5 separate regions of the Homo sapiens genome follow, and all the other regions are linked to region 5. A link is a contact called in ENCODE Hi-C or POLR2A ChIA-PET data. All regions are on one chromosome and are shown on one strand. Each heading gives the region's core, a stretch centred on a gene start or an enhancer-like site at or near the end of the contact. The rest is flanking DNA. Distances are from core to core; before and after follow the strand shown.

What was found. Hi-C counts contacts between places; a loop is a spot of excess contacts on that map. ChIA-PET counts read pairs that join two places held with the same protein, here RNA polymerase II (POLR2A). Pooled maps may share reads with other maps.
Region 1: a loop to region 5 is called in a map with no recorded cell type, with 3 times the contacts of the local background. The contact joins the enhancer-like site here to the promoter of PIM1 in region 5. A Hi-C loop is called at or near these places in 1 of 168 maps with a recorded cell type or tissue (GM12878), 12 of 37 single-sample maps with no recorded cell type and 4 of 50 pooled maps.
Region 2: a loop to region 5 is called in a map of naive thymus-derived CD4-positive, alpha-beta T cell, with 6 times the contacts of the local background. The contact joins the promoter of CCDC167 here to the promoter of PIM1 in region 5. A Hi-C loop is called at or near these places in 1 of 168 maps with a recorded cell type or tissue (naive thymus-derived CD4-positive, alpha-beta T cell) and 7 of 50 pooled maps. POLR2A ChIA-PET finds 5 or more read pairs at or near these places in 1 of 52 experiments (GM12878).
Region 3: a loop to region 5 is called in a map of CD8-positive, alpha-beta T cell, with 4 times the contacts of the local background. The contact joins the enhancer-like site here to the promoter of PIM1 in region 5. A Hi-C loop is called at or near these places in 2 of 168 maps with a recorded cell type or tissue (CD8-positive, alpha-beta T cell and naive thymus-derived CD4-positive, alpha-beta T cell) and 5 of 50 pooled maps. POLR2A ChIA-PET finds 5 or more read pairs at or near these places in 2 of 52 experiments (CD4-positive, alpha-beta T cell and GM12878).
Region 4: a loop to region 5 is called in a map of B cell, with 2.3 times the contacts of the local background. The contact joins the promoter of DINOL here to the promoter of PIM1 in region 5. A Hi-C loop is called at or near these places in 2 of 168 maps with a recorded cell type or tissue (B cell and naive thymus-derived CD4-positive, alpha-beta T cell), 8 of 37 single-sample maps with no recorded cell type and 14 of 50 pooled maps. POLR2A ChIA-PET finds 5 or more read pairs at or near these places in 3 of 52 experiments (HepG2, RWPE1 and activated T-cell).

The regions. Positions count from the first base shown.
Region 1 is chr6:37,558,716-37,561,415 of GRCh38, forward strand. No RefSeq gene overlaps it. Among named protein-coding and RNA genes, the nearest start is that of MIR4462, 4.6 kb to the left of the region's middle. Within about 2 kb of position 1,421, at least 2 of the 41 ENCODE cell types and tissues checked have a DNase peak (open chromatin) inside an H3K27ac peak, as active enhancers do.
Region 2 is chr6:37,498,573-37,501,272 of GRCh38, forward strand. It overlaps CCDC167 (coiled-coil domain containing 167), which reads right to left and starts at 1,321. Exons shown (of 4, transcript NM_138493.3): 1 at 1,250-1,321. The coding sequence starts at 1,291. RefSeq lists an enhancer at 1,314-1,513.
Region 3 is chr6:37,515,331-37,518,030 of GRCh38, forward strand. All of the region lies in intron 1 of LINC02520 (long intergenic non-protein coding RNA 2520), which reads left to right. Among named protein-coding and RNA genes, the nearest start is that of LINC02520, 9.3 kb to the left of the region's middle. RefSeq lists enhancers at 1-777, 778-1,562, 1,435-1,484, 1,575-1,954. Within about 2 kb of position 1,366, at least 20 of the 41 ENCODE cell types and tissues checked have a DNase peak (open chromatin) inside an H3K27ac peak, as active enhancers do; they include CD4-positive, alpha-beta T cell, CD8-positive, alpha-beta T cell and GM12878, where a contact is called at or near this core.
Region 4 is chr6:36,677,160-36,679,859 of GRCh38, forward strand. DINOL (damage induced long noncoding RNA) reads right to left here and starts at 1,400. Exons shown (of 1, transcript NR_144384.1): 1 at 450-1,400. It overlaps CDKN1A (cyclin dependent kinase inhibitor 1A), which reads left to right and starts at 1,555. Exons shown (of 3, transcript NM_000389.5): 1 at 1,555-1,639. RefSeq lists enhancers at 1-455, 1,648-1,837, 1,849-2,436 and a silencer at 1,368-1,597.
Region 5 is chr6:37,168,883-37,171,582 of GRCh38, forward strand. It overlaps PIM1 (Pim-1 proto-oncogene, serine/threonine kinase), which reads left to right and starts at 1,270. Exons shown (of 6, transcript NM_002648.4): 1 at 1,270-1,775; 2 at 1,891-1,997; 3 at 2,099-2,149; 4 at 2,243-2,609. The coding sequence starts at 1,694. RefSeq lists an enhancer at 515-1,113 and silencers at 739-1,518, 1,779-2,098.

The sequences.
Region 1 (2,700 bases), core at 171-2,670, 390 kb after region 5:
TCCTCTGCCCCGAGGTCTTCTTACTTCTATCCCAACAACTGAGCTAGCCTCCCGCCCCCAGCTCGGGCCGGCACACCGTAGGTGCCCAGCATGAGTGCGTGGACACCACTCGTGTCTCTCACCATTGTCCCTAAAATCAAGCCCACAGTCCATGGAGGCTTGCCCTGCCAGCTCCTGAACAGCCGGCTGACCCACTCCGACGCCGCGGGCTCACCTTGGAGTAGTGCCCAAGCTGGGTGTCGCTTTATGAATTGGGCTGTTTTTGCCACCTGGGCTGGTGTCCCCACTCCCCACCCCATGCCACCCCCACTTTTCCTCTTACCTGGCTCTTTCTCATCTGGAAGGTCTTGGCCACAGTATCACCTACTTGGAGAGACTTTCCTGAGTGTAAAGAAGCCCCCACCGCCAAGATTCTCCCACGATGACGCCCTTTTACTTTGTAGCACCGAACCTGGTTTGTTGTTATATAATTGTGGTTTGTTTGTGGTCTGTCTCCTCCATTAGGCTAAAACCTACAGGGCACATGGCTTTTGTCTTCCACTGTGTCTTGGGGCCTGGCACAGGGTAGGGTACCAGGACCATGTGTTGAAGGAATGAATGAGGCTCAAACCTCTGCTCAGACTCAGGGCTCCTTAAAGATAGGAATCTACCTCCGTTTTCAGCCTGGGCCCCCTTCATCCCCTGCACAGGGCAGGGACTGCTTCCGCCCCTCTCCCCTTTCTCCTAGGGTCCCTTTGCTGCAGGCAGAGCTGGAGCTGGAGCAGAAGTGTGGCTGAGGCCACTGAGGAAGCATTCACAGCTCAGACCTGCAGCCTCCTCCGACCACAGAGCTAATGCTGTGGAGCTGACCACTTGGCACCAGAGATCTCCAGGGAAACCCTGCCAGCGCCCTGAGCTTATGGCCTGGCCTTAAACCTGCACCACTGGCTTCAAAAGTGCCACATCCTCTCCCTATCTTTAAAGATAGCACAGCACCTGCCTTCATGAATCCATTTCAGTGAAAGCGGGGCTTAAAAACCAGAGCTGTACAGCAACATACACACACACCCTAAACACATCCCCACTTCTACCTTCCATCTTTTCTCTTTCTGCATTCATTCCTCTGGCCCAGTCTCTGTGTCTCTGTTCCACTTATTTCTGTCTCTGTCAATCTGTGTCTCTTTCCATCTGCCTCTGTCCCTCGCTGCGTCTCTGCTTCTCTCTGCCACATTTTGTGTTTCTTTTCTGTCTCTGTCCGCTTGTGAGTGTTATTCTACATCTCATGCCCTCTCTGAGTTTTTGTTCATGTCTGCCTTCTCCTGTCACCCCCAAGGGCCCTGAGGTCCCCCCTCCCCTCATTCCTCCCTTCCCCCGTAGCAGCCACCTCTCTGGGTGCCACTAGCTCACGCTTAGCTCTTCAGGCAATCGTAGAAAGAAGAAAGGGAGGAGGATGCTAGCGGGGAGCTTGAAGCAAGTGGTGGGGCAGCAGTGAGAAGTAGAAGTAGCACTGAATAAATACGCAGCTGTCTCTTTTATCTCTTCTTGGCAGGAGGCAGAAGCTGGGGCAGGGGAGGCTCAGACGAATGGGCAGGGAGGGAGATGGATGATGGGGCCCAGAGTGAGACGGGGAGACTCAGGGCAGCCGACAGGACTGAAATGAAGGGGGATGTAAGTTTCCACAACCTCTGGCTCCTGGCAGGAGACTTTCCACCCTGATTACTAGGGACAGGGAATTGTTTAGGAGTCCAGGACACAAAAGGATAAAATAAGGAGACCGTGGGAAGAGCAGTAAGTGTGTGTGTGTGTGTGTGTGTGTGTGTGTGTGTGTGTGCGTGCGCACGCGCGCGCCCTACTCACTAGTCGCTAGTGCTATTTGCTAAATATTTCTGGGTCTCCTCTTCCGAATTGCACTCCCTGGCCCCCTTGTGGTTGGATGGGGCCATATGACCAGTTCTGGCCAATGGGCAGAAGAGAAAGTGTCACTTCCCGGCAGAAGAATGTAATTGCCAATGCAACATCTTCCAGAGGTCTTTCTTTCCCTCTGGCACTATGACCAGCAAGCTTTGAGCTAGTGGCTTCTCCATCAGTCTGGGCCTTGGGGTGATATGATGTGCAGAAGCTGTGACTGGCATGTCGCGTGAGCAAGAAGCAAGCCCTTTGGTTTTAAGCAGTAGAGGTTTTGGAGTTATTTGTTAATGAAGCATAGCCTTGCCTATCCTGACTGATGCAGTATACATGCCTGTGATTGTGTAGGTGTCTGTATGGAGTGTAAAGTGTCCAGGGATGTGTGTTTAAGCATGTGTATGTGCCAATATTTATTTAATACATATAGAAGCACGTGTGTTTAGAGGTTGTGTGTGTGAATACAAGTCTTGGTATTTTTGGTCCACACCCAGCAAATGGTGAAGAAGGAAAGTTTCCCTCTGCTGCTGTCTTACCTCCTGTTTGAGGTAGACACACAAAGGGCCAGATCTTGGGTCCCGCTTGCCTCCTAACCACCCGCCCAGCTTTAATCTCCACGTCTTCTCTTCTTCCTGGCAGCTGCTACCCTCTTCCCTGAGTGTTCCTGGGGTGGCTACTGCTTTTGGCTGCCTGGCACAATTTCCCTCTCTCCTAGCCCCAGGCAGAGTGACTGGTTCTGGGTTAGGTGTGTGGCCAGGGCCAGACCACTCAGACACCTTCCCCAGGATTTTGCTGCTGGAGCAAGCAGGGAAGTGGAGC
Region 2 (2,700 bases), core at 71-2,570, 330 kb after region 5:
GCACTTTGGGAGGCTAAGGCGGGCGGGCAGATCACTTGAGGTCAAGAGTTCAAGACCAGCCTGGCCAACACGGTGAAACCCCGTCTCTACAAAAATACAAAAATTAGCCAGGCATGGTGGCACGTGCCTGTAATCCCAGCTACTCGGGAGGCTGAGGCACGAGAATCGCTTGAACCCAGAAGGCAGAGTTTACAGTGAGCCGAGATCACGCCACTGCACTTCAGCCTGGACAACAGAGCGAGACTCTGTCTTAAAAAAAAAAAAGCAGATTCCTTGTTAAGAATGCACATCAAAGTCCTACTGAATTACTCGGGGTGTGGGAAGAGTTCAACTCTCCATTTTTAACAAGCCCTGTGACTCTATGCATGCTAAAGTTTGAGAATCACTGAACTCACTAGTAAGCCTGAAGAAGACTATGACCCTGTACCTCTCCTGCAACCTCCGGGAGGATGCCCTAAGGGAAGGAAAACAGGGGAAGCAAGATGAATTTCCAGGAAGACCACCTGTGCTTGATTCCCAGGCTCCACCACTTCCACCATCTCAGCCTGGGTTCCACCTGGAACCTCAATTTCCTCATCTGTACAAACCTCACAGGCTTGCAGTGAGGATTAACAATGCAATGAAAGTAGCACATAGCGGTTGCTCAGTATGTATGTTTTCTTTCCCTTCTATATGCAGCAAATTATTTTTAAGCCATTCAGTGACATCACCAATTCCAGAATTCTCTTTACATATTCCCAAAGTAATTTTGAAGGTACAAGCTTCCATACTCCGGAGGAAAAATTTCCCCTTTTAGAGGATATTTAAACCATTAATAATATACACCAGAATGGGCTCCCTCATCTTTGAGTCCTAGCCCTTTGGGAGTTCTCCTTAGATTCTACAGGTCCCTATTTCTCTGGGGTCTCCCTCACCTCTGTACCCATCCCTTTTGTTCTGTGTCCCCCGCTTTGAGTTCCCTCACTTCTATGCCAGGCCGTCTTTGGGGCTCCCCTTCACTTCCATGTCTCTTCCTCTCTGGAGATGCCCTCTCCAGAGAGTCTGGTTCGCCCATCCGGCACCTCCTCGGGCTCCCTGTCCTCCGGGAACCCCGTGGGCCTTCTCACCCCTCCCGTCCCTCTCCCCAAACCGCGTCGCCCTCTCATCCTACGCTTGGCTCCTCCTCCTATCTATAGCCCAGCCTATCCCTTATCCCGCGGCCAGGAGAAGGCAACTAACGAGGTGGCCCAACCCCCACTTTTCCCCTCACCTCTAGAGCGACGCCCAGATTCTCCCGCTTCTTTTTAGTCATGTTACTTGCCGGGATCCCCCAGTCATCACTGGACGCGCCCACCAAGTCGCTATGTGCGCATGCTCAAGTCTTCGTGCTTCTCCCTCATTGGCCACCGAGTCAGCGGGAGGTGGGGCTGCTGCCGTCGCCATCTTGTTGAGGGGCGCGGCCGGCTTGGTGCGGACATGTTTATGAGGGGCAACCTCTAGCTTGAGACCTCAGCCTAGATGGGTGGAGGGTGGAAAAGTCGGTACAGGGAGGCAGAATGTACAGCCCGGGAGTAGACCTGCCCCTTTCTTCCCCAGTTTTAAGCCGCTTTGCATCACTGAGAGCCTTTTTTAACCCCATGTTCTCTTTCAGTGTGTTTTGTGTTTCAGCAACAACCCCGTCCCTGTTTAGGCCACGCCCCCCATTCAAAGTCTGTCCATCCTTCAAGGCCGGTGCTGGAGCCTTGAGCTTCTCGGCCAATGGAATCTGATAATGGCCCTCTATTGTTATTTCTCCTTTGTGTCTTGACTTCTTTTTTTTTTTTTTTTTGGTTTGTTTTATTGTAAGAACAACCTACAAACATCACAGAAAACATATAACTGAGAAGCAGCATCCTTTATTCTACCAACTTTATCAGTTCCTCTTTGCTTCTGTTTATTCCTCCCAGGCTTGGCCTCACACACAGTATTTTACATTGTTGTAATCGTACTATACTGTACACCATAGACCCACGGCCTTTGAAATGTTTTGACTGTGACCCTACGATAAAAAAATGTATTTTATACCATGGCCCAGTTACCCATGAAACCAAAACCAAAGTTTCACAGTAAGTACCTTTACCTCCTGTAATGCACTCTGTTATTTTGTATTCTTGCCTATTTAATTAAAAAAAAACAAAGTCGGGCACGGTGGCTCAGGCCTGTAATCCTGTGTCTGGAGTTGGTTCCTTCAGGTGGGTTCTTGGTCTCACTGACTTCACGGTGAGTGTTACAGCTCTTAAAGGTAGCACGGACCCAGAGAGTGAGCAGCAGCAGGATTTATTGTGAAGAGCAAAAGAACAAAGCTCCCACATCATGGAAGGGGACCTGAGTGGGTTGCCACTGTTGACTGGGGGATGGCCAGCTTTTATTCCCTTATTTGTCCCCTGTTACAGAGCACTGACTGGTCCATTTTACAGAGTGCTGATTGGTGCATTTACAGTCCTTTAGCTAGACACAGAGTGCTGATTGGTGCATTTTTACAGAGTGCAGATTGGTGCATTTACAATCCTTTAGCTAGACACAGAGCGCTGATTGGTGCGTTTTTACAGAGCACTGACTGGTGCATTTACAATCCCTAGGTAGACACAGAGTGCTTATTGGTGCATTATAATCCTTTAGCTAGACACAGAGCGCTGATTGGTGGGTTTTTACAGAGTGCTGATTGGCGCATTTACAATCCTT
Region 3 (2,700 bases), core at 116-2,615, 350 kb after region 5:
TGTTCTCAAAGGTCTTGACAATGTTCTGTGGGCCTAGTGGGTCACCAGAGTTTCCCAGCAGGTGAGTTTCATGGCCAGAATTCTCCAAGCGTCCTGGGGTGTTTGGGGCTGGCTGGCATCTTCCCTTGCTTTTTTTTTTTTTTTTTTTTTTGAGATAGAGTCTCACTCTGTTGCCCAGGCTAGAGTGCCATGGCACGATCTCAGCTCACTGCAACCTCTGCCTCCCAGGTTCAAGCAATTCTCCTGCCTCAGCCTCCCGGGTAGCTGGGACTATAGTGCACACCACCAAGCCCGGCTAATTTTTGTATTTTTAGTAGAGACGGGGTTTTGCCTTGTTGACCAGACTGGTCTCGAACTCCTGGGCTCAAGTGTTCTGCCTGCCTTGGCCTCTCACAGTGCTGGGATTACAGGCGTGAGCCACCATGCCCGGCAGCATCCTCCCTTCTTTCTGCAGTGTTTGCTGAGAGCTCTAGCAGCCTGATGAGCCCCCTCCCTGTGGGCTGGAAAAGAAAGTGTGGACCCTGGCTCATCAGCAGCATGAGATATGGGATGCAGCAGGGTGACGCTTGAGAGGCCTGCTTCCCCAGCTGCTGGGCACCATTCGTGCCCACCCGGTGGGGGAGAGCCTGCGGGTCATGGGCCTAGCGACAGCCTAGCATCAGAAGGCCCTGAGCAGACTGATCTCCGTCGCCTCACAAGACAGGTCACTTCCCTCCTGAGCTTCCAAGCCTTTACCTGAGCTGTTTTCTTGTCCCTTAAGTCTGTTGGTATTGAAGTCTGGGCGGCCTGACAGCCCTGGCAGGCAGCCCAGAGGCCAGCGCCCCAGGCAGACACTCTCTCTGCCTTATTTATGCAGCTTCGCGGCCGCTGCGATTGGGTGGCATTTGTGAGCACAAAAGAGAAGACTCGGGCATTCAGAAGGCCCTTTCAGCAAAGGGCGCCACAGGCCTGCTGGCTGGAAATTCTCCTGAGATCGGTTGGAGTCTATTTGCAGGCATGCAGGCATTTCTGTTTGCTTCCTGACCCTGGCCTCCTGGGCACTGGGGCGGGGAGGGGCAGGCCTCTGCATTCGGGGACAGGAAGGAGGGGGTTGGCACAGAGGTTTCTGCCAGAGCCTCCCTGCCTGGAGGACCTGGCCTTGTGGTCTTCCCCAGGCCCATGTGCCCTGCTTGCCTGCTCTCTCACCAACAGGGTGATGAGGTGGCATCCACTGGGGTCAGTCCTGTGCCACCTGGCCTCCCCCTCCCTGCCTCTGCAGCCCGCTGAGAAGTGAACAGAAGCTGCTGCAGTGTGGCTGGGAGTCAGCTAGGAAGGGCCAACCCCCTTAACTGGTGCCCCACGTGACTGAGGCTCCTTGGTCACATCATGATCTGTGGTACCCAGATCAAAGGTCCTGCCAGCAGTGCACCAAGCCCTCCTCTTGGCAGGAAGCAGCAGACTAGAGCAAGTGAGGGAGAGTCGAAGCTGGCGGGGGGGTTTTCCCAGACAACAGCCTGTCCCGTGCTGCTCCCTGCCAGCCCCAAATCAGGAGTCCCCCCACCCCCGCACCACCGTGTTTCTAGTCCTGAGAGTGATGGGCTGGGGGATGGAGCCTCTGAAAATTCCACGAAGGTATGGTGCCCGGTCCAGGCATGCCCTGTGGCCGTCTGTTGTTGATTTTTAAATCTGTTCACCCGGGAGTCCTAGTTCAGCTCAGCAGACAGCAGTATTTGCTTATTAATTTGTTTATTGATTTACTGGGCTGTACTTGGGGCTTCTCCCGGGAAGGACTCCAGACGCGCTGTGCCGCCCAGCATCCAGCCATCCGTCAGACTCAGGTTTGAGCTTAAGATGCCACAAGGCCTGCAGCGGGCAGACCTAGAGACAGTGCAAAACTCCCGGAGGATGGACTGGGCCATGGGGCACTGGAGAGACTGAGGGCAGTCGGGGAGGAGGGAGGCTGCCTGCAGCAGCTGCAGGACACAGGCACGCGGTACCGTGTGGGAATGGCGCCCCTGGAGTTGTGCAACTGGGCACTCCTGGTTTGGGCCTCTCCCTATAGAGCAAGGGTAACAGATGTCTTCTCAGGAGAGGCCCTTCTCTGTCTCAGATCGTATTTAAGAGGCCTCCTTCCAGAGGCAGGGGATGGAGGAGAAAACCAGTCCAAGGTCTTCGGTGCCCCAGAGGCTCAGATTCATGTCTTCGGATGGGTTTTCCAACGTGCCAGGATTAAGTAAGGCGAGGGGTGTTTCTAGCAACAATTCTCTCAGCTCTTGCATAATAATGCTACATTTTTTTTAAAAACCTCTGAGGACACGTCTGTGGCTTTGTCGCCTTTCTGAGGCATATGCTGACTACAGATTGTGGCAGCAGGATGGAGGGGAGGGGAGGAGAAGCGAGAGGAGGCCGCAGTGTCAGAACAGAATTCTGTCACGGATGTAGAAAGAGCCTTGCCTGAGGACTTGTAAGAGCGAGGTGGCTATGAATGTGGACTTGGCATGAGGCAGACCTGGCGTGAATCCTGGCTCCCTCATTTATGAGCTGGGCAATCTCAGGCAAGTTACTTACCCTTTCTGTGCTTCATCTCATCCATAAAGTGAGAGTCAGCTTGTCAGCCTCATAGGACTGATGTGAGGGTTATAGACGAGACAATGTAAGAAACACATTAGTATATAATTAGTTGCTACCTCCTTATCACACATGTAAGATGGGTGATGTGAT
Region 4 (2,700 bases), core at 150-2,649, 490 kb before region 5:
TCCTGAGGCTGTGCCGTGGCCTTTCTGGGGTTTAGCCACAATCCTGGCCTGACTCCAGGGCGAGGCAGGCCAAGGGGGTCTGCTACTGTGTCCTCCCACCCCTACCTGGGCTCCCATCCCCACAGCAGAGGAGAAAGAAGCCTGTCCTCCCCGAGGTCAGCTGCGTTAGAGGAAGAAGACTGGGCATGTCTGGGCAGAGATTTCCAGACTCTGAGCAGCCTGAGATGTCAGTAATTGTAGCTGCTCCAAGCCTGGGTTCTGTTTTTTAGTGGGATTTCTGTTCAGATGAACAATCCATCCTCTGCAATTTTTTAAAAGCAAAACTGCAAATGTTTCAGGCACAGAAAGGAGGCAAAGGTGAAGTCCAGGGGAGGTCAGGGGTGTGAGGTAGATGGGAGCGGATAGACACATCACTCATTTCTGTGTCTGTCAGAAGAACCAGTAGACACTTCCAGAATTGTCCTTTATTTATGTCATCTCCATAAACCATCTGCAAATGAGGGTTATTTGGCATTTTTGTCATTTTGGAGCCACAGAAATAAAGGATGACAAGCAGAGAGCCCCGGGCAGGAGGCAAAAGTCCTGTGTTCCAACTATAGTCATTTCTTTGCTGCATGATCTGAGTTAGGTCACCAGACTTCTCTGAGCCCCAGTTTCCCCAGCAGTGTATACGGGCTATGTGGGGAGTATTCAGGAGACAGACAACTCACTCGTCAAATCCTCCCCTTCCTGGCCAACAAAGCTGCTGCAACCACAGGGATTTCTTCTGTTCAGGTGAGTGTAGGGTGTAGGGAGATTGGTTCAATGTCCAATTCTTCTGTTTCCCTGGAGATCAGGTTGCCCTTTTTTGGTAGTCTCTCCAATTCCCTCCTTCCCGGAAGCATGTGACAATCAACAACTTTGTATACTTAAGTTCAGTGGACCTCAATTTCCTCATCTGTGAAATAAACGGGACTGAAAAATCATTCTGGCCTCAAGATGCTTTGTTGGGGTGTCTAGGTGCTCCAGGTGCTTCTGGGAGAGGTGACCTAGTGAGGGATCAGTGGGAATAGAGGTGATATTGTGGGGCTTTTCTGGAAATTGCAGAGAGGTGCATCGTTTTTATAATTTATGAATTTTTATGTATTAATGTCATCCTCCTGATCTTTTCAGCTGCATTGGGTAAATCCTTGCCTGCCAGAGTGGGTCAGCGGTGAGCCAGAAAGGGGGCTCATTCTAACAGTGCTGTGTCCTCCTGGAGAGTGCCAACTCATTCTCCAAGTAAAAAAAGCCAGATTTGTGGCTCACTTCGTGGGGAAATGTGTCCAGCGCACCAACGCAGGCGAGGGACTGGGGGAGGAGGGAAGTGCCCTCCTGCAGCACGCGAGGTTCCGGGACCGGCTGGCCTGCTGGAACTCGGCCAGGCTCAGCTGGCTCGGCGCTGGGCAGCCAGGAGCCTGGGCCCCGGGGAGGGCGGTCCCGGGCGGCGCGGTGGGCCGAGCGCGGGTCCCGCCTCCTTGAGGCGGGCCCGGGCGGGGCGGTTGTATATCAGGGCCGCGCTGAGCTGCGCCAGCTGAGGTGTGAGCAGCTGCCGAAGTCAGTTCCTTGTGGAGCCGGAGCTGGGCGCGGATTCGCCGAGGCACCGAGGCACTCAGAGGAGGTGAGAGAGCGGCGGCAGACAACAGGGGACCCCGGGCCGGCGGCCCAGAGCCGAGCCAAGCGTGCCCGCGTGTGTCCCTGCGTGTCCGCGAGGATGCGTGTTCGCGGGTGTGTGCTGCGTTCACAGGTGTTTCTGCGGCAGGTGAATGACGGGCGTGGGTCGGTGCGCGCTCGGCTTGCGCACACGGTGTCTCTAAGTGCGCGGGTGACGAGAGTCGGGATGTGCCGGAGACCCCGGGGCGGAGAGCGGGATTACAAGTACAGGAATCCCTGGTCACGCTCCCCGCCCCTGGAAACCCAGCTGGGGCGAGGGAGGGCGTGGACGGGACCGTTCTGGGAGCTCGCCTTTGGCTGCGGTTGGCTCCAGGCCCCAGGCGCAGTTTGCTCGCGGCGTGGGGATGAAGTCCGTGTCCCTGGAGGGGCCCAGGAAGGGCGAGGAAAGCGGAGTGGAGTAAGTTCGTCTAGGATCGGTCCCGGGTGGCTCTGGGATCCAATCTGCGCCGCCCTGGCCCAGGTCCCAGGTTCAGGTCCTTTACGCCACTGTGTCCACCACCTGGCTGAGCGCTGAGGTCAGCGCGGGCTGTTTCCTGGCCCTTGGGAATGTGCCAGGACCCGTCCCCTAAGGACTAGCGAGGAGGTGACTCACTGTGACAAGGAGACCCCAGGGAACGGACTGTATGAGGTCAGAACCCCGCCCGGGATGGGGTACAGCGGGACTCCAGAAGCCCTCTCCCCTGCCCCTTCGCGGTCTCCGTCCTCCCATCGGCACAGTGACCTATTTGGCTGGAACAGTTTGTTCCCAAGGAAGCCGGGCACTGGAGGTCCGGGACACCGCGTCGGGTCCCCGCTCCGCGGCGCGCTGTAGGGGTCGGGGAGTCACGGCCCTGCTCTGGGCGGGCTCTAACCAGCCTGTCAGTCGGGGAAGGGCAAGGGTCTCCTCTACCTCTTTCCCACCGCGGCCGGGAGAATCGCGGCCCAGCCTGTCCTCGGGTCGGGGCGCTGGACTCCGGGGCGGGAGCGGAGCCCACGCCTGGATGGGAGGCGGGGAGGGTTCATGTCTTT
Region 5 (2,700 bases), core at 20-2,519:
CACGTCGTTATCAACTCTACATGAAGTTTAAAAGGACAAAGGATGCAAGTGGAATTGGTCAGTGTTCCGGGTTATTTCCAAGGGAGGCAGAGGGTGGGGGGTTTCCTTTGAGACAAGACTTGGGGTTGGCCAATAATTGCTGGTATTGCCTGCCTGGTAATAACAGGCTGATGAAAAGGTGACTACAACGTGAAAACTGGTTAAATCAAGCGCACCCTCCCACCCTCGTTTTAGATGAGGAATTTTCCGCCCTCACAGAAGGGGCTGAGGCAGCATCTGGCATCACAACACTAACATTTGCTTCGTGATTTCCTCTTTACCCGGCCCTTTGACACACATCCCTTCCCAGAAATCAGGATTCGCTGGTGCTTTTGCATTTCTAAAATGGGAATCCCGTGGCTGAGCTTTTAGCCGGCCGGAACGACTGAGGGCTGCATCCCTTTCCCGCAGGAGCGGGGCTCCCGCCTCCAGTTCTGTTCCAGGCCTGACTCCTCCACTCCCTCCGTGACTCATGTCCTGCGGATCCTTCGCCCCCGACGCGCCCCCCAACACACAAACCCCCAGAATCCGCCCCCAGCCTACAGCGCGACGTCAGCCCGCCCCAGCCGACTTGGAGGTCTCGGGTCTGAGTCACACAGAAAGACCACCCTCGTCGGCATCCCCACACACAGTCCGACACCCGGCGCGCCGGCCTCCCCGCCTGACACACTAACGCCCGTCGTCTCCGCGCAACTTGTTATGCTCCGGCTCGAGCCCTTGACCCAAAACCCTCAGCGAAACGGAGAGCCGCAGAGCCGGCCTCGGGCGGCCTTTGATGGCTTTGTTATTGTTTGGGTTTGAATCGATACGCCCCTCCCCATCCTTCCTCCCTCGCGGCCCTACACCCAGCTCCCGCCTCCCCTCACGCCCCGCGCCCCTCCCCCTCCATTTTGGCGCCTTTTCCTTCCCGCCACGTCGTGGCGGCGTAGAGACCATTCTGACCGCGAGAGCTGGGCGGGGCGGGGGCGGGGCGCGCCGAGTTATGCAGATCAATCGGCCTCTGGTTGGCTGGAGTAGCGCTGGCAGGGGCGGGGCCGGGGCGCGGCCACAGAGCGCGCGGGGCGGGGGCCGAGGGGAGTCGCCCAGTCCCGCCGCTTCCCCACCCCCTCTCCTCCCTCGGCCGGCCCGGCAGCCCTGCTCCCCGCCTTGGCCTCCCGGAGAGGCCCCGCCCCGTCCCCGCCCGCCGCGCCCTCCCCGCGCGCCCTCCCCGCCGGCGCGCTCCTCCCCTTTACTCCTGGCTGCGGGGCGAGCCGGGCGTCTGCTGCAGCGGCCGCGGTGGCTGAGGAGGCCCGAGAGGAGTCGGTGGCAGCGGCGGCGGCGGGACCGGCAGCAGCAGCAGCAGCAGCAGCAGCAGCAACCACTAGCCTCCTGCCCCGCGGCGCTGCCGCACGAGCCCCACGAGCCGCTCACCCCGCCGTTCTCAGCGCTGCCCGACCCCGCTGGCGCGCCCTCCCGCCGCCAGTCCCGGCAGCGCCCTCAGTTGTCCTCCGACTCGCCCTCGGCCTTCCGCGCCAGCCGCAGCCACAGCCGCAACGCCACCCGCAGCCACAGCCACAGCCACAGCCCCAGGCATAGCCTTCGGCACAGCCCCGGCTCCGGCTCCTGCGGCAGCTCCTCTGGGCACCGTCCCTGCGCCGACATCCTGGAGGTTGGGATGCTCTTGTCCAAAATCAACTCGCTTGCCCACCTGCGCGCCGCGCCCTGCAACGACCTGCACGCCACCAAGCTGGCGCCCGGTGAGAGCACCCCCCGCCTCCGGCCCGGGGATGCGGGGCGGCGGCGGGATCTCCTGGGTGGGGAGCTGGCGGCTCGCGGGCCGGCACTGAGTCCCCGTGCTTCCCCCTTTCCTAGGCAAGGAGAAGGAGCCCCTGGAGTCGCAGTACCAGGTGGGCCCGCTACTGGGCAGCGGCGGCTTCGGCTCGGTCTACTCAGGCATCCGCGTCTCCGACAACTTGCCGGTGAGTGGGCGCCCCGCGGTGGGGAGGGCGCGCCGGGCGGGGGGCGCACGGGCGTGCTTTAGCCCGGACGAGGGAACCTGACGGAGACCCTGGGCTTCCAGGTGGCCATCAAACACGTGGAGAAGGACCGGATTTCCGACTGGGGAGAGCTGGTGAGTGCCCTGCAGGAGCGACCCCCAGGATGAGTGGGTGGGGTGAGGGGCGCCCCCGACTCCCGCCCTAACGCGGCCCCCTCGCCCCTGCAGCCTAATGGCACTCGAGTGCCCATGGAAGTGGTCCTGCTGAAGAAGGTGAGCTCGGGTTTCTCCGGCGTCATTAGGCTCCTGGACTGGTTCGAGAGGCCCGACAGTTTCGTCCTGATCCTGGAGAGGCCCGAGCCGGTGCAAGATCTCTTCGACTTCATCACGGAAAGGGGAGCCCTGCAAGAGGAGCTGGCCCGCAGCTTCTTCTGGCAGGTGCTGGAGGCCGTGCGGCACTGCCACAACTGCGGGGTGCTCCACCGCGACATCAAGGACGAAAACATCCTTATCGACCTCAATCGCGGCGAGCTCAAGCTCATCGACTTCGGGTCGGGGGCGCTGCTCAAGGACACCGTCTACACGGACTTCGATGGTGAGCCAGGCCCGGGAGGGAGCTGCCCAGGTGACTCGGCCCGGCCCGGCCCAGTCCGGAGGCCTCGGCCAGTCTCCCGCGCCAGCCTTTT